Linked DNA regions of Homo sapiens: region 1 is linked to region 2. Evidence: chromatin loops called from intact Hi-C (ENCODE). Cell type or tissue: heart right ventricle. All regions are shown on one strand. Links, peaks and the distances in the headings refer to the core of each region. The heading gives the core; the rest is flanking DNA. Region 1 holds the start of ACVRL1 (activin A receptor like type 1). Region 2 overlaps ACVR1B (activin A receptor type 1B).

Region 1 (11,114 bases), core at 1,128-9,127, 76 kb after region 2:
GGACGTGGTGACACTGTGGAGCGAGGCTGTCTGCATCTGCAGAACCCATCTATGGTCTAATCCTGGGAATGTGATGGAGTAAAATTGGGACTGTCCAATTTTTAACTGGACCCAGTGTGAGATCAAGTACAGGAGGATGCTGAGTCCCGACCAGTCCAAACTCAGAGCTGACTCTGTACGATTTACCCTGAAATCTGACTGTAGCACAGACAGACTCCTGGGGCCTGGCAGGATCCTTTCACTTCTAAGCAAAACTTTGTGAAAGATCTCCTGCTGACAGAAGCATCACTATTGTTGGCCAGAAATTACAGACGTTAAACTAATTTCAAACGTTAGCTAAACACTATGAAATACTTAATAATAACAGTTAACCTTCTCTGAGTACTAATTATGTGCTAAGTACTGAACTTGAATGGTTTATCTGATTTAATCATCACAACAGTCCAACGGGGGAAAGTGAGGCTCAGAGATGTTCAGTTTCTTGTCCATAGTCACTGAGCGTGTCTTAATAAACTTAAATTGCTGATAATAAATCATTCCTTGGTCATTGTTATTCCTCCAGTTGTTTGGGGTTAGATGAGTCCCTCAAAGGAAGAAAAAGACATGGGTCTCGGTGGACGTGTACAAATTGCCCACTACTGTTGTTATTAACGGGTGCCCTACTCAGATTTGTTTAAATGAAGACAGCGTTTTTGTTTGTTTTTAATTTTTTTTGAGACAGGGTCTTGCTCAGTCGCCCAGGCTGGAGTGCAGTGGTGCAATCATAGCTCACTGTAGCCTTGAACTCCTGGGCTCAAGTGATCCTCCCACCTCAGCCTCCCAAGTCCCAAGGGACTACAGGGGTGCAGCACCATGCCCAGTTTTATTTTTAGTAGAGATAGGGTCTCACTATGTTGACCCAGGCAACAAAGGTGGTGTTGCTGCCCAGAAATCATCTGTTTGCCATAGGCTTAGTCAAAGTCTGAGCCTCAGGTGGGGAGAGCCAGAGTAGTGGTATGCCCGAAAGGTGCTTATCAATGTTTTTCTCCCTAGCACACCTGAAGGATTGATAAAACCTACTCCCATCAACGGCAGTGGCTCAGCACAGCAGTGATCTTCACAGGGCTGGAGAAGCGCCATATCAAGCACAACCTTCTGGACTCACTCTGCACTTCAGTAGGCCTTACCCCAACAGCAGAGGAGCAGACCCAGCTGTTCATATTGGGTTGCCCTTACGATTCATCCATGTGATTTATTAGCCCTTCACAGCGGGGTGATGCAGTGGAACATCCAGGTGATGCCTGGATTTTCAGGTCTCAGGCAGACCATGGAGGCAGCACAGTGTAGCACAGAGGTTAGGGTGTGGGCTCTGGAGCATGGAGACCTGGGTTCAAATCCTGCCTTTGCCACTTAGAGGTATGAAATTTGAGACGTTACTTAAACTTTCTGAGGCTTAGGCTTCCCATCATATGTAAAGTGGGAATAATAATAGTGTTATCTCATAGGTAAAATGTAGTACAATTATTTAGCAGAGTATAAGTAGTACACAGTAAGCACTGAAATGTTATCAAGACCCCAACCATGCCATTCACCCCACCATCCAAGGAGTTTTGGACAAGTCCCATATTCATGTCTGTTTCCTTTTCTGTAGGAAGGGGATAGTAACCCCTCTTCCACTAGGTTGCGGCCAGGATTACATGAGAAAAAATATATATATCTAAGTGTCTACATAGTTAGTACTCAATCAATGGTAGCTATTTCTAACAAACCAATGAAATGGGGGGACAGGTGAGAGGACAGGTATTAGGACAGACCCTGACTCAGCCAGAAGCTGGCCATACATAGAGAGAGTGAGAGCAACTGTCCATTATGCCCCTGTCCTTGGAGAAGGAAAGAGGAGCTGGGGCAGCCAGCCCAGCCATGGGTTTCACAGCACTGGCCTCCATGGAAAAATCTGGGGTCCCAGCCTGGGGGGAGACTGGGATCCCCTTTGGCCTGGATCCTGAAGGAAGGTCGTGGCAAGGAGGTGACTGACCATGCGCGCCTAGGGTGAGACTCCTAGGTTGGAGTGATAGTGTCAGATTCCTCAAGCAACAGCTGGAAGGACTGATCTGGGAAAGGTGAGCTCTGCTGGGAGGCTCAACAGCTGTGGAAGTAGGCATTCACTCCAGGTCCACCCAGCGGCCTGGAGGACGTGTGATCCCTTCTATGTGAGTAGAGCAAGACAGGAATCCCACTGCCCATTTTATGAAGAGGGTAGGAGAACAGAGAAGTGAAGTCACTGACCCCAGGTCACCCGACTAGAACCAAGTTTCTGATTTCCAGTCCAGTCTCGTCCATTCCCCTCCAAGTCTCAGGTAGGGTCATGGGAGCTGTGCGTGGTCAGCCAGGAGCAGCTTGCCTTTCTAATGAGCTGGGACTGAGCCTCCCGCGACCACTCTGCGGTGACTCTGGGGTCCGCCCGAAGGAAGGGCCCACTGAAGCGGGGGTCAGGCCGCCCGCCACCCGGTCCCGTCCGCGGACCTCGACTCACCTCTGGGCCCGCTCTGCGGGTGGCGGGGCGCTAGCCTTCGGCGGACCGGGGCCACCTCCCCTCCACCGCGCGGCCGCAGTTGCACCGCCAGCGCTGGACGGCGGGCTGGGGTCCGGGCGCGGCCCCGGACCGGGCTGGAGCCGGGGAGGGGCTCGCTCGGCGCAGCTGGCGCGGCAGCCTCCCGGGACTGGGATGGGGGCTGGAGCAAAAATGTTTCTTATTCCAGCGTCTTCCTGCCTGGCCCAGCTCCACCACTCCCTCCTAATAAACCGTTTCCTTATTGCCCAGCTCGCCGACTGGCCGCCGCTCGCCCCTCGCTGGGGCTGCAGGACCGGGACCCACCCCCGCGCCGCTCCCAGCCCCTCAGGGCGGCCTCCCCTCCCAGCCGCCCGCAGCTCCCGGGTCGCTGGCCCGCACCCGGGCCGGGCCTCCCACATCCGCCTCCCCGAGGGGGCGGGCCTTGGACTCAGGCCGTGGGGGTCCTGTGGGGGTCCCATAGGGGTCCCGTGGGGTCCGGACCCACAGCCGTGGGAGACAGAGCCGAGACTGTAGGCAACGTCTGGCGGCCGGAGTAGTGGGTGGGGGTAGAGGGGGATCGGCTGGCAGCAGCGGAGGGGCCGCCTGGAATCGGGGCGCCGGGAAGGGGCCACCGAGGAAGGGACAGGCGGGGGTGGGACGGGGAGGGACACTACCTATCCTTACCCCACCCTCAGCCCGGGGGTCCTCGGTCTAGGAGGCTTGCAGCAATGAGGGCAGAGTTTGGGGCTAGCAAAATCCAGATGCGTTTTGACTCCGCCCTCGGGAACTCCCGACTTGGCCCAAATCCTTCAGTCCCCTCCCTCGGGCCCCTTCGTCCCCCATTTGTCCCCTCCTGTCTTCAGCAGCCTCTCCCGATCCGCACTCAGCACAGGGGTATACAGGCCCAGAGGACGGCCTTGGGTTAGCCCTGAGGATGGTTTGAGCCCTTCCTGGCCGTTGTGCAGCTGGGTGACAAAGACACCCCCGCCCCGCCAGGGACAGTCAGGATGGAGGGACACGCTGGGAGCAGCCTTGGACCTTCCCCTTCCAGGCAGGGCCCCCACCCCAGCAAATGGAGCTTTAGATAGAGGTGGGGAATGGAGCCTCCCTGGAACTCTGCTGACACAAGGCAGCTGGGGAGGGAAGCAGAATGGCTTCATACCGGCAGGGGAGGGGGACACAGACTCTTCCTGATGCTCCTGCACAGGCTGGGAGCACTGACCTCACTGCCCTGCTTTGCTCCAACCATCTAAGTACCTGCAGGACTCTGGTCTTAGTCCTAGCCTCCTGGTTATCCACAGAGACTCTGAAGTCAAACTACCTACTAGGAATGCAGGCTGGTTGTGTTACCGTAGGCTAGTGACACCTCTCCATGCTTCAGTCCCCCATCTGCTAAATAGGCATAGTAAACCGTGCCAGCCTCATAGGGTGGTTGTGAGAATAGACGGAAATGATGCTTATCTCAGCTCATAGCAAAGATGCTGGCTGGCTGAGCCTGACTCAGAGGAGGCCCTCAATGAAGGCGTTCGTTAATTAAATGAATAAATGAAAAGGCTGGGGAGGGGGTGGCCTCAGAGACACTTGGAAAGACGTGGGTATTAGAAGCAGGAGTAGACCTCTAAGGTGTCTTACTCTAATATGGGGATTCTACAAGATGAGCCAGGGACCCCTCCTCCTGCCCCGCCCCACCTTTTGACAGGAATAGAGGCTGGGGGAGATAATGGCTAAAAGCTCAGACAGGCATCAATTATTGACTGACCTCACTTCCTCTGCTGAAACCCTCCCCATCCCCCACCCCACAGCTGCTTCACAAGTTGTGAGCGTTGTGAATTCCCAGAACCCTGACACACCCAAATTTCAGTGTCAGGACAGAACTGTGTCCTGCAGCCAATAGGAAGTACTATGGGATTACGATATCTGCTCTTTCAGATTATAGCGGCCACTTGGGCCCTCTACGAGCTGGAGAACTGGGAGCCTGGCCGCGGGTCTGTCTTTCACACTCTCTCTCCCTGCTCCGCTATGGCTTCTGGTCAACCTTTTCCTCCCCCAACCCCTGGATCTCTGTCCTGAGAAGCGAGAGTCGGGGCTTCCCAAAGGAAGCCTTTAGTCTGAGAGGCACACTGAGCACAGAAACTTCGAGATGGACAAAAGCTGAGAGTCACTTCTAACAGTCAGTGGGGGATGGAAGACTATCTGGACCAGCGTTCGTGAAACAGATAAAAATAGAGTACATTTTGGGAGCTGGAAGAGAGGACCCAGGGGGGGCTGGAGTCTGTTCATCAGTGCTGGAATCTTCCCCATCTCCCCAGAGCACTGAGCCCTCTGGCCCCTGACTGGTGCTCTTTGGGGCTCTTGTGAACCCCATGCCTTCCAAAGCACACAGAGAACCTGGGGGAGGTGTCAGAGTTGGAGATCCAGAGTTGGAGAAAGCCCTGGAGAGTCATCCCAATGAGAAAAGGGAAAAGGAATTACAGACTGTGTCCAAGTCTACAAGAATTAATTACTCAGAGGGACCAGCTGTTCCCCATATTCAGTGAGGACAGAACAAGAGGAAACAGGCCCAAAGGACAAAGATTTAGATTTAGATACTCAGAAGGATTTCCCAACACTGCAGGAAGCAGAGGCCTGGAGATTCTGTGTGGGGTGAAACCTCAAGCAGATTCTCATCTGTGGAAGGTGGGTGACATGGAGTCTGTCAGGAAGGCAGGGCAATGGACACCTTCACCTTTCAGGACCAGCTATGAGTATTAAGTTCAAGCATCATTCTTTTTTTTTTGAGATGGAGTCTCACAGTGTCGCCCAGGCTGGAGTGCAGTTGCGTGATCTCAGGTCTGCCTCCCAGGTTCAAGTGATTCTCCTGTCTCAGTCTCCCAAGTAGCTGGGATTACAGATGCGTGCCTCCACGCCTGGCTAATGTTTGTATTTTTAGTAGAGACGGGGTTTCACCATGTTGTACAGGCTGGTCTCGAACTCCTGACCTCAGCTGATCCACCCACTCAGCCTCCCAAAGTGCTGAGATTACAGGCATAAGCCACCCCACCCAGACTCAAACATCACTCTTGATACTAGTGCGGGGCTGGCTTCATGGGAGTGTGACCTGTGCAGATGCACAGGGCCCCATGCTTGGTTTAATGCGCTGTCATTGCCATCTTAAAATTCTTAATGATATATTTTTTTTCCATTTATTTAGGTCTCTTTTATTTATCAGTGTTCTTGTAGTTTTCAGCATTTAACTCCTTTATGTGTTTTGTTACACTTATACTTTTTAAAAGCAATTATAAACAGGATATGCTATTTTTAATTTTTGTGTCCATTTGTTCATTAAATTATATAGAAATATAATCGATTTTTACATATTGATCTTGTATACTGTGACCTTGCTGAACTCACTTATTCAAGGGGGTGAGGTATTTGGGTTTTCTACCCCTCATGGATTCTTTGGGATTTTCTACATCGACAGTCATCTGCATCTGCAAATAGAGACAGTATTATTTCTTACCTTCCAATATGCATATCTTTTATTTCCTTTTCTTACCTGACTGCACTAGCTAAAACTTCTAGCATTATGTTGAATAAGAGTGGTCAAAACAGAACAGCCATCCTTGCCTTGTTTCTCTTAGGAGAACACACTCAATCTATTAATCATAATGTTAGCCGTAAGTTTCTTGTAGTAGCCACTCTATATCAGATTGAGAAAGTTCCCCCATTCCTCTTTTGTGTGTGTGTGTGTATTCTTATCATGGATGGCTATTGAATTTTGTCAAATGCCTTTTCTGCATCCACTGATACGAATTGTGTAATTTCTCTTTGTTAGTCTGTTAATACGGTAGATTATGTTGACTGATTTTCTCTTCTTTCTTTTTCTTTTTTTTTTTTTTTGAAACAGAGTTTTGCTCTTGTTGCCCAGGCTGGAGTACAATGGCGTGATCTCGGCTCACTGCAATATCTGCCTCCTGGGTTCAAGCGATTCTCCTGCCTCAGCCTCCCTAGTAGCTAGGATTACAGGTGCCTGTCACCACACCTGGCTAATTTTGTATTTTTAGTAGAGAAGGGGTTTCTCCATGTTGGTCAGTCTGGTCTTGAACTCCCGACCTCAGGTGATCCACCCGCCTCGGCCTCCCAAAGTGCTGGGATTAGAGGCGTGAGCCACCGTGCCCAGCCTATGTTGACTGATTTTCTAATAGTGAACCAGGCCTTACATCCCTGGAATAAACCCACTTGGTTATAATGTGTACTTCTTCATTATATATAGCTCAATTTTATTTGCTAATATAGTAATTTGCTGCATAATGAAGTTTCAGTCAAAAATATTCCACACATACAATGATGGTCGCATAAGATTATAAATGGAGCCAAAAAATTCCTGTTGCCTACTGACGTCGTAGTAACGCATCGCATTACTCATGTGTTTGTGCTGATGCTGGTATAAACAAACCCACTGCGCTGCTAGCCATAGAAACGTATACAGCATGTACAGCTATGTTCAATAAACAATACTTGATGATAAATGACAATGCTACTGGTTTATGTATTTAATATCCTATACTTTTTATTATTATATTTTAGAGTGTGCATCTTCTATTTTTTAAAAAAGTTAACTTTAAAGCAGCCTCAAGCAAGTCCTTCAGGAAGTATTCCAGAAGGCATTGTTATTACAGGAGACAGCAGTTCCACACATTACTGCCCCTGAAGACCTACCAGTGGGACAGGATGTGGAGGTGGAAGACAGTGATAATGATGATCCTGACCCTGTGTAAGCCTAGGCTAATGTGTGTGTTTAATAAAAAAAAAAAATTAAGTACAAAAATGAAATTAAAAGTTTTAAACATAGAAAAAAACTTATAGAAGCCGGGCGCGGTGGCTCATGCCTGTAATCCCAGCACTTTGGGAGGCTGAGGTGGGCAGATCACCTAAGGTCAGGAGCCTGAGACCAGCCAGGCCAACAGGGTGAAACCCCATCTCTACCAAAAACACAAAAAATAGCCGGGCGTGGTGGCGGGCACCGGCAAGCCCAGCTACTAGGGAGGCTGAGGCAGGAGAATCACCCCAATCCAAGAGGCAGAGGCCGCGGTGAGCCGAGATCACGCCATTGCACTCCAGCCTGGGCGACAAGAGCAAAACTGCATCTCAAAACAAAACAACCAGTTTTTGTCCAGTTCAAGGATTATTTTCTCTGTCCTTCCACCCTGTTATTGCGCTCATCCAATGAGTTTTTATTTCAGTTACTGCAATTTCCAGTTCTAAAATGTCCATTTGGTTCTTTGTATCTCCTAAATTTTTATTATTATTTTGCTGGGACATTCTATTTCTTTGTTGAGATTTTTGATTTTTTTCATTTGTTTCATGATTGTTCTTAATTACTTACTGAAGCCTTTTTTTTTTTTTTTTTTTTTTTGAGATGGAGTCTCACTCTTCCTGCCCAGGCTGGAGTGCAATGGCCTGACCTTGGCCCACTGCAACCTCCGCCTCCTGGGTTCAAGCAATTCTTCTGCCTCAGCCTCCCAAGCAGCCAGGATTACAGGCACCCAGCTACGCCCGGCTAATTTTTTGCATTTTTTACTAGAGATGGGGTTTCATCATGTCGGCCAGGCTGGCCTCAAACTCCTGACCTCAGGCGATCCACTCGCCTCAACCTCCCAAAGTGCTGGGATCACAAGCATGAGCCACCATGCCCGGCTACTGAAGCCTTTTTTTAACGGCCACTTTAAAATTTTTGTCATACGATTCTAACATCTCTATCATCTCCGCGTTGGCATCAACTGTGTTTTTCATTCAGTTTGAGATCTTTCTGGTTCTTGGTATGACAAGTGATTTTTTTTTTTTTGAAACTGGATATTTGAGGTATCATGTAATGAAACTCTGAGTCTTCTGTAAATGTTCTGTTGTAGCTGGCGTTTTATGATACCATTCTGGCAGGGGAGGAGAGGGTACACATCTCGTTACTAACAGTGGGGGAGGAAGTCTAGGTTCTCCATTCAACCTCCACTGATGCTCATTACTGGCATGTGGGGGTGGGAGTTCCGCTGGAGGGAGTAGGAGTGCCTCATTACTGCTCCTCCACGGCCTCTACTGACACCTTCCCGGGGAGTGGCTTCCTTATTGCTAGACTGTGGTCAAAGTCTAGGCTCCCCTTTCACCTTTGCGGGTGTAAGTGCGGGACTGCACAGTTTTTTCTGTGGTGTGGAGCTGGAGCAGAGCAGTGATTGTTTAAAAGTTTTCTGCCTCACTGGGCTGCTCTTTCCTGGTCTTCTGGCTGGACAGGGCAGCTTTTGTTGGCACTTTCTATGTTTGTGCCCACTGGCATTTTCAGGTCGTCGGCTTCTTTGGCTCCAATTCTCTGCCATAGGCCCTGGCTTTCTTCGGGTTGAGTTTGGGTTTGAGAGGCGCCCCTGGCTTGAGCTTGGCTTTGGGGAACTGGGATAGGTAAGTCATAACTGAGTGTTCGTCCACATCCGGGTGAATGGTTTCTTCAGGAGTGGTGACCTGTGGGACACCCAGCCATCATCTGCCTGCTGCATGGCTTCTCCTGCGTTATCCACAGGTTTCTGTGGGTGCCAGGATTCCCAGTCTGGGCACAGACCTGGAGCACAGCTGTCTACCAGGGCTCTCAGGGCTTTGCTGTCTTGCCAGTTCTGGCTAAAGTTGGTGATGGGCAAGTAGGGGACCTTGTTCTGAATCCACCCCAGCAGCCTCTGCTTCCGCATCTGCTTCTTGGCATCATCATCCCCTTCATCCTCACACACGGGCGTGGAGATGGAGTAGCGGAGGATCAGCGTCCACACCAGACCCAAGATGAGCTTCAGGTTCCCATCCACAGTGGCTTTGCTATCGATGGACACGAGCTTGATGCTGTCACGGTCCAGGAACTCGAGCGCCACGGACACGTTCTTGAGCTGCATCTGGCGAAAGGTGGGCCGCTGATGGTACTTGAGGTACATGTGCTTCTGGCTGAGCACCTCGAGCAGCGCAATGGGCGGCAGCCCGTCGCTCAGGTCAGCGCCAATGCCGTTTGTTCACGCACTTGAGGTGCTCGTGGCACCAGCTTGTGAACGTCTTCTGCTGGATCTTCTTCCACGGCGCGTCCTCCGCCAGATCCTTCTTGGTCACTGGCATCCTGGTGGCGGGGAGAGCGCAATGCGCAACGAACTGCCAGGAAATGGTGTTTGGAGGCCCAAGGGCCGAGGAGCGAGAACCGAAGCGGAGCAGGAGCGGGGTTCGAACTTGCTGCTACCGGAGCCAAGGCCCAGCGTGCTGCTCTGCGGCTGCCCGCCCCTGGCCGCGGGAGGCGCCTGGCCCTGCGCCTGCGTGCTGAGCCGCCTCTTAATATTCTTAATGATGTTTGAACAAAGGGCTCAGCATTTTCATTCAGCAATGGGCCTCACAAATTATACAGCTGGTTCTGCACCAGGGAGGGTAAGGAGAAACAGCAAGGGAGGAAAACTAGCAGGGCATGAGATGGGCTTTGCTCCATTGAAATTGCAGGGTGGGAGAATTATATGAGACAACCTAGGGATTTTTTGTTTCTTTGTTTGTTTTGTTTGTTTTTTGTTTTTTGAGACAGAGTCTTGCTCTGTTGCCCAGGCTGGAGGCTGGAGTGCAGTGGCACTATCACAGCTCAATGCAACCTCCGCCTCCCAAGTTCAAGCAATTTTCCTGCCTCAGCCTCCTAAGTAGCTGGGATTACAGGCATGAGCCACCACGGCCCGGCTAATTTTTTGTGTGTTTTTAGTAGAGACGGGGTTTCACCATGTTGGCCATGGTCAGGAGTTGGTCTCGAACTCCTGACCTCAAGTGATCCTCCCACCTCGGCCTCCCAAAGTGCTGGGATTACAGGCGTGAGCCACTGCTCCTAGCCAACCTAGGGATTTTTTAAACACAAGAAACATGAAAACAGTAGAACAGGGTACCCAAGGAGGAAGAACTGTGGGTCTCCATTAGGGGAGAAGTGGGACAGATGTCTGCAAATTCCATTTATCCATCTCTTCAACACATAGGAGAGTGACCAGTTTTGTGGGCAAATGGAGTCTGGGTTTTGCCTGGAGGAAAAGGGAGAAGAAATGACTTCTCTAGGTCTTCTTTAGCTCAGGGCAGAAAGCATGATGGTGTCCTGAAAGAGCATAAACTGTGGGACGTGGGGCCTGGGTTCCAGGCCCGAATCATTTATCTGGGCCTCAGTTTCCTCCTCTGTACACTGAGAGGTTTCGACCAGACAATCCTGAAGGTCCTTGCCTGCCTTATATGCTCTCTTTTGGCTCTAAGATTCGGGAATACTACCCGGTCCCAGAACTGGTCACTAGAACTCAGGTAAAAAAGACAGTTTGGCTGGTGCCTAGGTTTGGGGAGGATGCGGGGTAGCCAGAGTTCTGCCCCGAGACTCAGGAAGAGGCTGGTAGATTCCCAGACTTTGAGCCGCCAAGTCATCTTCCTCTTCCTCTCCAGCTCTTCCAGATCTCCTCCAGATGGTCTCGTCCACTCCCCGCCCACCCCCCGCCCTCAGGATGACTCTTCTCAGGATGGAACCTCTTGAGGAAGGGATGCCACGTCAGGGCAGCAGAGTCTTAAGGTTGGACGGTGTCCACATGAT
Region 2 (11,114 bases), core at 2,000-9,999:
TCTCCCAATATACAAGCCCGAGGGCATAAATATCAGCACATTTAAAGGAGTCAAAGTGTTTCATATTAATGGTTTCATCAAGTACTTCAGGGGCCATGTATCTGCAATAGCAAAACAAACATGGTCACGCACAGAAAATGATGACTGCTCTCTTTAAATCAAAGTATTGATTCAGGAGCCCTCTGAATGTGGAAGAGTATCACCCTGATAAAGTCCCTTGGGGCAGAAGAAGTGTACACATCTCTTCATTGCAAACTCCCATGTTTTAAATTTGATTCTAAATACTTCAGCACAGATTTGGCAATACCAGGCTACTCTGATGTGTATCTCTATTTTTAACCATCAAGATTTGTTTATTTGGCCAGGTGCGGTGGCTCACGCCTGTAATCCCAGCACTTTGGGAGGCCAAGGTGGGCGGATCACCTGAGGGCAGGAGTTGGAGACCAGCCTGGCCAACATCGCGAAACCCCATCTCTATTACAAATACAAAAAATTAGCCAGGCATGGTGGCAGGCGCCTGTAATCCCAGCTACTCGGGAGGCTGAGGCAGGAGAATCACTTGAACCCGGGAGGCGGAGGCTGCAGTGAGCCATGACTGTGCCATTGCACTCCAGCTTGGGCAACAAGAGCGAAACTCCATATCAAAAAAACAAAGAGAGAGTAAAGATTTGTTTATTTGAAGCATGTTTTGACTTCTTGGCAGAAGTACTTGTAATGTGGGTCACAGGGGCAGTAACAGTACCTAATATTTGGTTGACACCAGGGTCCTTCACTTTATTGAATGTAGTCACAGTGATGGGTTGAGCTTAAGTTTCATTCCGAACTGCTTTTGTTATCTTACCTGACTATAGATATGTCAAAATTAATTCTAGAGGTGGTCAGCGGCACCCTTAATGACTCTGAGTAGTAATTATGAGTAATTACTATGATTCCAGCCACCCCAGCCCCCACAATAAATCAGGGGATAATCTTAATTAAATTCATTTAGATTCAGCAGATTTCCACCTCTTCCACTCTATTAAAAGGCAGTCCCATTTCCAACTCATGAAGTCAATTTGCAATCACAGCTCCTTACTTCTTACCTCACTTCTGCATGAAGTGGGAAGCAGGCCCATAATCTTGAAGGGTGCCCCAAATCTCTATCCTGGGTTACCTTTGCTATAGTTTGGCAAATCTGGTCTCCAGTCCCTAAGCACATGCTCCCTGCCTCCTTCACAGCTCTCTGCACAGGAGATGACAGTGTTTTCCCTCTTTCCCGAGCCACACCTGTTGCCTGCTATCCTTCTAAATCCTGCTCTAGATTGTCCTTCTCTACCCTCCGACCTTAATACCACCAACACCAATGTGCATACAGTTTATGGAGCTGTGCTCTCAGCACTTGTATCTGTTAGATGCAGTGATGCAACTTTCCATTGTGGGGAGTGCATGTTCAATTCAACTTTCAGTGGGCTGAGAGCAAGGTCCTCGCCTCCTTTTTCAACACCTCCTTCTCCTGCGCATATGGGAAACGGCACAGATGGGATACTCAGTAGAAGCTGCTTAGCAAGGGCAGAGTCCCAGGCCCTCCTACCGTTTGGTCCCCACCCTCTGATTCGGGGCAATGTCAATGGTGTCAGTGACTGCATCATGACGGACAGCCAGGCCCAGGTCTGCTATGGCACACATGCCATTTTTCTTCACCAGAATGTTCTTTGACTTTAAGTCTCGATGAGCAATTCCAGGCTTCCCTGGCAGAGAAAAAAACAGGGATCTTTACAAAGAGATGATATAAATGTTAAAAGCATAGACTATGCAGCCAGACTGTATAGGTTTGAGTCCTGGCTTTGCCTCCTGCTAATCCAGTGACCCTGGAAAAGTGACTTTAGCCCTCTGTACCTCAGTCTTCTCATCCATAAAATCAGAATGACTACTTATTTCATGGGACTGTTGTGAGGATTAAATGCATTCATGTAGCTAAGTTACGACCATAGAAGGACATGTGTATTTAGCTAATATTTGTATTAATATTTACTACTACTACTCGCCTTCCCTGAGCAAATATGCTCAGGTACAGAAGTGCTGAGGGACTGAAGGGAAGTTGCTGCAATGCCTAGTTCTCAGAAGGAAACAGGCCCGATGATGAGAACTGGCACCGCACAGGCTATAGGAATAGGATCCAACTTTCACGGGTGATTTTCCATTGTGGCCCTGGTCAACCAGGCATCAGGGATCACACCTGCCATTGTGACAAGATCCAGGATCTCCCAAAGAGCCGACATGATAATCAACAAGTAGCAGAGCTTCAGGTCTTCTTCCTCCAGGAAAACCTTCCCAGATTAGTAAGGCCCAGAATCTAATCCACCAAGTGGCCTTTAAGCCAGCTGTCCCCATCAATGAACATGGAAATCACTAAACTGATGTTCCCAGTACACTGGTTTATCTTTTTAGTTCCATTTTTTCTCATGTCTATTGTGGGATTCTAAGATGATTACTCCTTCGTAACAAATGACTATGTCAAGCCACTGATTGACAAGTAGCTGAATATTGATATTATAGGGTTCCTGAGGGAGTTCTATCAAGACAGAGGTGAAGGGAACACCCTGTAGATACCTCACTTAAGTGAAGCTCAAACCTCCTTTCCTTTAAATTAAACTAGAGTTCCTGAGGTCCAGCCCCAACTTCCTCAGTAAAAAGGAATTCTAGGAACTAAATCAGGACACTGCGGACCTTTCATGCCTACACCACTTCGCCGCTCCTGCGCTAGTCCACTCACCTTGGGTGCCCACGATCTCCATGTGCAGGTGTGCCAGCCCACTAGCAGCAGACAAGGCCAGCTTAATCATCCCCTCAATTGTCACTGTGTACCGGTTCAGATAATCAAACAGGGACCCGTGCTCATGATAGTCAGAAACAAGCCACAGCTGTGTCCAGGTGCCATTATCTGCAGAGAACCACAGATGAGTCCCAGAAAAAGTGTAACTATCAGCAAAACAGTGAAGGTTGGTAAGGATGAGTGTATACAACACAAAATCAGGTTAGACTCCTGAATTCACATTTCCCACCTCCATGCCCCCTGAAGCCCCATCTAGCATCCTTTCATTTATAGTGGTCTACCAGTTTGGGACCTCAGTAAGGACAGGGGAACACCATTTCTTTCTTAGGACTGCTCCTGATTTCCTTTAGGTGAACTGTAGGATTCTGAACATTATGTCAAATTTGAAATGTGAGGTACTCAGGAAAGAGGAGGCATATGCCTGGGGAAGGTAACAGCTATCACCAGCTTTGTGTGCAGCACTGCTTTGATCCTGACCAAGACTTGCTCATCTGCACGGGAGAACCACAATGAGCTGGATCTACCACCACCAAACAGGAAAGCCTTGGAGGGCCTCCTGTGTCCCAGCGACCCTCTGAACACAGCCCAAACACAGCACCTGTCTCATCTGTAATGTTTCTTTTCAGTCTGTTGTTCTTACCAGGCTATGATATCTCTGTGAGTAGGAAAGATCTCCTTTATGGATTATTGGATTCCAGGCCAAAAAATGCTTTTCAGTGCATGAATAGACCACTTCCAAGTATTCCCAGAAAGGCATCTCATCCTTCAGAGGAGCAATGGAAGGTAGAGTGCATACACTTTATTTTCTCTTTTACACTAGGGACAGCAGGAAGGAGGAGAGCAGGAGGAGGGAGAAAAAGAAACACCAAAGCCAGGAATCGAATTAAGCCATGCCGTTGTCAATTGGAAGACTGGAAATTGAGTTGAAATCTCCAAAATTCCAGGCTGGCGCTGATTCCAGGGCACCATACTATATATACCCCATGTTAAAAAGGCAAGAACGAGGGAGTCTGATTGTTTCCCTTCCCTGGCCTTAAGGTGGGTTTTGAAAGCCAGATCCCTACTCACACAAGCTGCCAGAATCAATAAAGGGATGGATCCTGGAAACACACACATCTTGGCTTCTCTTATCACAAACAAGGGGCCCACCCAACACACTGCTTCTCGCACTCTAACCAGCCCCAAAGTCCTGAGGACCCTGCTAACAAGTTCAAAGAGAAGACATGATTTGATCCTTTTAAAACATATAAGATTTAAATTTTATCAAAAGGTGATAGTTTTAAAAAGGAATAGCTTACTCAGTGGGAATAAAAATCTTGCTCTTCCCCTTCCTCCCTTGTATTGGAGTCTAAGGCTCCTCAGCTTGGGGGCAGCAGAGACCATTACAACTTCCCATGGCAATGTGAGGAATGAGCAGTCTGCTGTTGTTTCAGGAATGAAAAACAAATAGCATCTTCTGTAGGCTTTGTAGACACTAACTTCTAAATTGCACCATGCCACAGGAGCAAGTCATGTCACAACTGCTAGAGAGACCCTTCCACAATGTGAACCAGCCACTCACAGCATCCTCTCTGTGCTCCGGGTGCCACTACCTGTCCACGTGTCTGTCCCCTTCTTCCTGGGAGCTCTGTGAGGGGAGGGACTGTGTCTTGCTCTTATGTGTGATGGTCCAAGCAGCCAGCAGAGGTCTGGCCCACAGCAGTCAATAAATGTTATAGAATTAATGAATGAAATTTTAATTACTACCCACTATCTTCAGAATGGAATACAATCCTCTCAAAAAGGCCCCTCATAATCTGGCCTCTGCCTCCCTCTCCACCCACAGCCATCCAAGTTACTTGCTGGGCCCCAAACCTCACCTTTGCACATGTCTGCAGTGCTCTTCCCTGCAAGGAAGATTTTTCTTCCTGACCAGTTCTTGCCACCTTTGTCTCAACTGGGCTCAGGTGCGAGTCAGCCCCAATTTGTGCTCAACAGAACAACTCGTGTTTACCTCCTCTAATCACCCTTACTCGTCATCCTTTGCTAGTCAATGAGGTCCTCAAACATAGGGAGGTGCCTGGCACATAAGAGATTCAAAAACTAAAGCAATAAAAGGGAGAGGAAGAAGGAAAGAATCCTCAGGGACAGGACTGACCAAGAGCAGAGTCCGAAGGCGACACTTCGTGGACTACAGGCTTTTCTGTCGTTATCCTCCTTGCCAGGGTTGAGGCCGCAATTCCTCATCCTAGGGATTTTTTTTTTCTTTTTTTTTTTTTGAGACGGAGTCTCGCTCTGTCGCCCAGGCTGGAGTGCAGTGGCGCGACCTCAGCTCACTGCAACCTCCAGCTCACTGCAACCTCCGCCTCCTGGGTTCAAGCAATTCTCCTGCCTCAGCCTCCTGAATAGCTGGGATTACAGGTAGGTGTCACCGTGGCCAGCTCATTTTTGTATTTTTAGTAGAGATGGGGTTTTGCCATGTTGGCCAGGCTGGTCACAAACTCCTGACCTCAAGTGATCTGCCTGCCTCGGCCTCCCAAAGTGCTGGCATTACATGCGTGAGCCACCGCGCCCAGCCCATCCTAGTGATTTTCAAAATAAGCTTACGGGACCCCCTGCAGGAACTACAATGGAGGTGGGTTTGGGGGAGTGGAGAAAGAGAAATTGAGCAGGTAGGGTGAGGGGGTGTATCTTGTTTATCTGAGTAAGAACTGCTTGTTTATTTGCTTGATAACCTGGATTTTTGTATAACCTTTTCATGGAATAAAAGGCTCCACACTTTAAGGAAAGCATGGAAACCTTGACCTTACTCAAGTTTTCTTTCTACGGGTTACAATGATGAAGGCAAACAGAGCTGTGCACCCCATAGCTATGCACTTTCTCTAGCATCCTCTATCTGGGAATGCTGTATCCAAGCCCAGCCCTTACCTTTATTGTCAGCAGCAATAAATCCAAGGATGTTTTCATGGCGCAGCATGACCGTCTGGTATATCTCTGCTTCCCTGAACCAAGACCGTTCTTCACGAGAAGAGAATATTTTCACAGCCACATCACCACCCCTCCAGCGGCCCCGCCATACTTCCCCAAACCGACCCTTGCCAATAATCTCTTGTAAAACGATGGTTCGGGCCACTGTGCGCTGGACAAAGAGGGGTAACCCTGTGAACCAAAGAATAGGAAGAAACCTGACATTGCAAATTTGACAAATTTTCCAACTCCCACACTAATTGGCACAACGGAAACACCCTTAACATGGTGTCTTCATCCTACGCTGTCCATTAACCATGGAGAGCTGCTGCTGCCCATACACATTTCTAGGTAATCTACCAGAGGGCTGAGCCAGGCGGAGAGATGGGGAAAGAGTGAACACAAACAGGAAACGTGTATGATTAGCTACTCCTTATCTAGGCAATTTCTCCTCTCAGTAAGCACGGATGATAGATTTGAATGTAAATGTTTGACCAGATTTACCAACTCTTCAGCCAGCCACCTGTGGGCCGATCCACCCACATCTGCTTTATTTTGGTGGAGGAAGGAAAGAGGGCAGAGAACATGAAAGTGTGGGCTCATGTGCTGGGGGCCACCTTCTGGCTGTTCTGCTTATTAGCCACTAGAGGGCAGTGCTGTGCGGCCCATGGGTTCCCATCTCCAAAGAGAGCAATGCTCTGCTCACAAGCGAACTCCAGATGTAGAATGGAGGACCATCTATGTTTAGTCTAAGATTAACTTTACTGTCTTTATAAAACTCAACATTGCTTCATTTGACTCATTCAATGTATCTCTATATATCCAATCACCCTTACCATCACAAGTGACTCTTAACTGTCTTACTCCCACCCCCAATCAAATAATTAATACATTATTAATCCCTAGGTCTGGTAGATGGGAACTACCATTTACTGCATGCTTACTATGTATTAGGCTCCATGCTAAGGGCTTTACATAAATTATCTCACTTCCCCAAACCACCTGGAAGGTAAGGCGCTGTTATCATCCCCATTTTATAAACAAGAAAACTAAGGCTCAAAGAGGAGGTTATGTAATATTCAAATTCATACAAGCAGTAAGTGGCAAAGCAGGGCTTAAAATCTAGGACTGTCTGACTCTATAATCTATGCTTTTAATGACAACAGTATAGAACCACCAAAATGTTTCTCAAATTAGCCCCCGCCTCTCCATCTCCGTCCGCCTGTCCTACTTTTGGACCTTCTCTAAAAGACTTCCAACAGGTCTTTTGCCTCCCATCTCAGCCTGCTCTTGCCCTGTGCACCCACACACACCCCGCCTCACCCCACCCTTCCCAACAGAAGGCTGGTAGTGAATGAATTCATCCTCCACACCACTGCCAGAATTCCTTCCAAAGGAAAAAATGAACATTCATTTCCCACATGGAAACTTTCAGTAGAAGCCCCTTACCTAGAAGATAAAGGTCAGCCCTCAAGATCCTGTACACCTGGGGCAGCCTGACGTCCCCCTGCTTCCCCAGCACAAGCACATCATGCTGGTCTCCTCATCATAAAAGTTCTTTAAACATACAGTGGACCTTCATGCCTTTGTCTTTTTACTCAAGGTATTTTCATTGGCCTGGAATGTTCTTTGCCCTCTCGCCTCTCTTAAAAATTCCAACTCATTCTTCAAGACTCCTTTTTTTTTTTTTTTTTGAGATGGTGTCTCGCTCTGTCACCCAGGCTGGAATGCAATGGTATGATTTCGGCTCACTGCAACCTCCACCTCCTAGGTTCATGTGATTCTCCTGCCTCAGCCTTCTGAGTAGCTGGGATTACAGGTGCCCGCCACCACACCCAGATAATTTTTGTATTTTTAGTAGAGATGGGGGTTTCATCATGTTGGTCAGGCTGGTCTCGAACTCCTGACCTGAGGTGATCTACCCGCCTCGGCCTCCCAAAGTGCTGGGATTACAGGTGTGAGCCACCGTGCCTGGCCTTTTTTTTTTTTTTTTTTTTGAGACGGAGCTTTGCTCTTGCTGCCCAGGCTGGAGTGCAATGGCATGATCTGGGCTCACTGCAACCTCTGCCTCCCGGGTTCAAGCAATTCTCCTGCCTCAGCTTCCCAAGTAGCTGGAATTATAGGCGTGTGCCACTACACCCGGCTAATTTTTTGTATTTAGTAGAGACGAGGTTTCACCATGTTAGTCAGGCTGGTCTCAAACTTTTGACCTCATGTGATCTGCCCGGCCTCAAGACTCCTTTAAATGTGCCCTCCTCTGTGAGACTCTTCCCAACAATTCCTGTCTCTCTGATCCAATCCTGGGTCAGCCTTTTTTTTTTTTTTTTTTTTGAGACGGAGTCTCGCTCTGTTGCCCAGGCTGGAGTGCAGTGGCGTGATCTCGGCTCACTGCAAGCTCCGCCTCCCAGGTTCACACCATTCTCCTGCCTCAGCCTCTTGAGTACCTGGGACTACAGGCGCCGCCACCACGCCCGGCTAATTTTTTGTATTTTTAGTAGAGACAGGGTTTCACCATGTTAGCCAGGATGGTCTGGATCTCCTCTGACCTCATGATCCACCCACCTCAGCCTCCCAAAGTGCTGGGATTACAGGCGTGAGCCACCGCGCCTGGCCGGGTCAGGCTCTTTCTAATCTGTTTAAAACCATATCACCCAGAAGGTATTCAGTATATACTTATTTAAATGAATTGAAAGTCATATGAGCAGCATGGACTTACTACTTTAAAAACCACATTATTAGAAACCTAACACCTTGGAAGCTCTGCATATTCTGAATGAAGAATATACTAAACCACTCAGAGGGAAATAGTTATTAACCATTTTACCACAGACGACTAAACAACTACCATGGCCCTTCCCTTGTTTCAGCTGGTCTGGGTCTTAAAAAGACTTTGGAAAACCCAATCTACCCTCCTCTAGCAGCAAATCAATTCCCACAGTCAGCCAGGAGGTTCTAACCACTGCCCTACCTCTTTCAACAAGGAACAAGCCCTAGATTTTTGCTGTTTCTAAAAATATGCAGCTTTTAAATATATCCATCATTTTGGTGCTCTCTACTGCAGAGCTTAATAAAAGCAAAGCCACTGAAATTCAGGAGATGTCACAGCTCAAAGTACTCCCGTGTCAAGCAGAATGTCTGGGCATGACTGATGGCATAATTTCCCCACAGAACAACAGTCTTGTCCCACGTCAAGGAAACATACATAAAAACACGCAAAGTTCTCACAAATAAGATCCTCTGCGTTTTAGCTAGAATGGCAACAGTGATCTTTGTGGATGTTTTTTTTCTTTTTTAAGAATGGACTTGAAGCCAAGAATTTGAGACCAGCCTGGGCAACAAAGTGAAACCTTCCACAAAAAAAAAAAAAAAAAAAAAAATTGCCAGGCTTGGTGGCACATGCCTGACATCTCAGCTACTCAGGAGACTAAGGTGGAGGATCTCTTGAGCCCAGGAGGTTAAGGCTGCAGTCAGCTGTGATTGCACAATGGCACTGCAGCCTGGGCAACAACAGAGCGAGACCATATCTTAAAACAAAAAAAAAAAAAAAAAAAAAGGAATGCAATACCATTGTCACAAAAATAATGGTTTATCTTCATTAAAAAAATTCTTTACGAGGCAGGCGGATCACTTGAGGTCAAGAACACAAGACCAGCCTGACTGATGTGGCGAAACCTTGTCTCTACTAAAAATACAAAAATTAGTCGCTGTGGTGGCGCATTCCTGTAATCCCAGCTACTCAGGAGGCTGAGGCAGGAGAATCACTTGAACCAGGCAGGTGGAGGTTTCAGAGAGCGGAAATTGCGCCACTGCACTCCTGCCTGGGAAACAGAGCAAGACTCTGTTTCTAAATAAATAAATACATAAATAAGTAAGTAAAAAAATTCTTTTGCATTCATGTTCACATTTAATAGCTAGCTGAGCTATACCCTGAGACCTAAACAACCCCGAGCTCCTTTATCTTAAATTCTCGTCTTATGCCAAGGTCCAGTGTTTGGTTCATTTCCCTCATCTGAGAAAGACTTGGTCAACAAAAGGCAGTACAGGAAATAGTGCTGATGCTATGCTGGAGGCCCACACTGCCTTTATTTTCACCCCCACCAAAAACCCTTGGGCAACTGGTACAAGTCAATGATTCACCAAATCCCAACTCTAAGCTTTACTGGATGTCCTTAAACTCCCCTTGTGGTTGCTCAGAGATCAATGATTAGCTGTCACCACCTCACAGGAATCTGGCACACTCCTGTTTCTCAAAAGGGGCCCTGAAATTGAGCACTCCACTGCTCAGGTGGGACCAGCTGAATTTTAATAGATGTACGTACAGTTGCAAAGCTTAGAGAGGCAGGACTTCTGTAGTGGATAATTGTGTACTAGACCTTGGGAATCCCACGGAATGAGAGATTTTCTGTGAACCCATTATCTTATCTTATTACACGTCAGACTCCAAAAGAAGGGGAACTAGGAAACCAAATGACTCAATGCTGGTAGAAACAAATGCAGGGCCTCCAGCCTTCTCTACAAGCACTCTATCCTGCTGGGAAACTGATGAAAGCCAACCACAGACATGATGCCCTGAAGAACTTGGTACCTGAGCCAGACCCTGAGGTGGAGAGATCGTAGACAAGATCCTGGAGCGTCTTGTCTTTGGAGAGACACATCTCACATGAGGGATCTTCCATGTCCAGTCTCTGGCGGTTGTGATAGACACGCTGATGATAGTTAATGACAAGGAAAACAATGATGATGATGAGGAACAGGAGGAACACCGGGCCGGCGATGATGCCTACCAGCTCCACCGGGCCCCACATGGACGGGTGCTCAGGCTCCTTGAGGTGACCTGAGTCAAGTGAGAGAGGAGAGGGAAAGAATGAGAAGTAAAAACAAGGGAAAGAGTAAAAACACCCCCCTCAAAGTGAAGAGTGAAAAAGACCCCTTTCCCTGTCGATGTGTTCAGGCTCCCTTGATCTCTCTAATCTTCTGGGCTAGTCTTGCTGCCTAGATGCTCTCAAATGCCCAACTTCTTTAGTTAAGGCACCTCTTTCCACAGTCAAACCCACAACCCACTTTGTCACCTCACGCATTTCGTGGTACTATCCCCGCCTCAGGCCCCTACACAGATGCCTGTTTCTGCCCTTTAACTTCCCACAGCTCCTCTAAGCTCTGCTTTAGTTTCTCTCCTTTTCCTGTGGGCTCCACAGTAATGCCTCCTGAATGGTAGGCTTGCAAAAGGATGGTATGTGGTGTTTCTCGGCTTTGGTCACTGGCCTTTTCCTATTCTGGTCCCTCCTCACATCTAACCATCATCCTCCCTTGAGGAGTCACCTTTGCTCGGCTCTGGGGCCATCTCTTTCTGGATCAG

The links. Hi-C counts contacts between places; a loop is a spot of excess contacts. Peaks named below come from ENCODE experiments on the same cell type or tissue, not always from the same donor. Only the 100,000 strongest peaks of a DNase experiment are listed, where the experiment ranks them.
Region 1: a loop joins it to region 2, with 2.7 times the contacts of the local background. A loop is called at or near these places in 82 of 110 quality-filtered maps.

Annotation. Positions count from the first base shown.
Region 1 is chr12:51,899,094-51,910,207 of GRCh38, reverse strand. It overlaps ACVRL1 (activin A receptor like type 1), which reads right to left and starts at 2,704. Exons shown (of 10, transcript NM_000020.3): 1 at 2,513-2,704. It also overlaps the pseudogene LOC102724178. RefSeq lists an enhancer at 2,035-2,543. In heart right ventricle, for the core only: no CTCF peak of the experiment used is centred there; DNase peaks (open chromatin) are centred at 4,327 and 4,864; H3K4me3 peaks cover 3,086 bases; H3K27ac peaks cover 5,098 bases; H3K27me3 peaks cover 1,737 bases.
Region 2 is chr12:51,975,805-51,986,918 of GRCh38, reverse strand. It overlaps ACVR1B (activin A receptor type 1B), which reads right to left. Exons shown (of 9, transcript NM_004302.5): 3 at 10,344-10,592; 4 at 5,720-5,950; 5 at 2,753-2,920; 6 at 1,571-1,727; 7 at 1-101. Among named protein-coding and RNA genes, the nearest start is that of TAMALIN, 26 kb to the left of the region's middle. RefSeq lists enhancers at 6,139-6,188, 6,199-6,248. In heart right ventricle, for the core only: CTCF peaks have their summits at 6,173 and 6,380 (motif pointing right); a DNase peak (open chromatin) is centred at 6,408.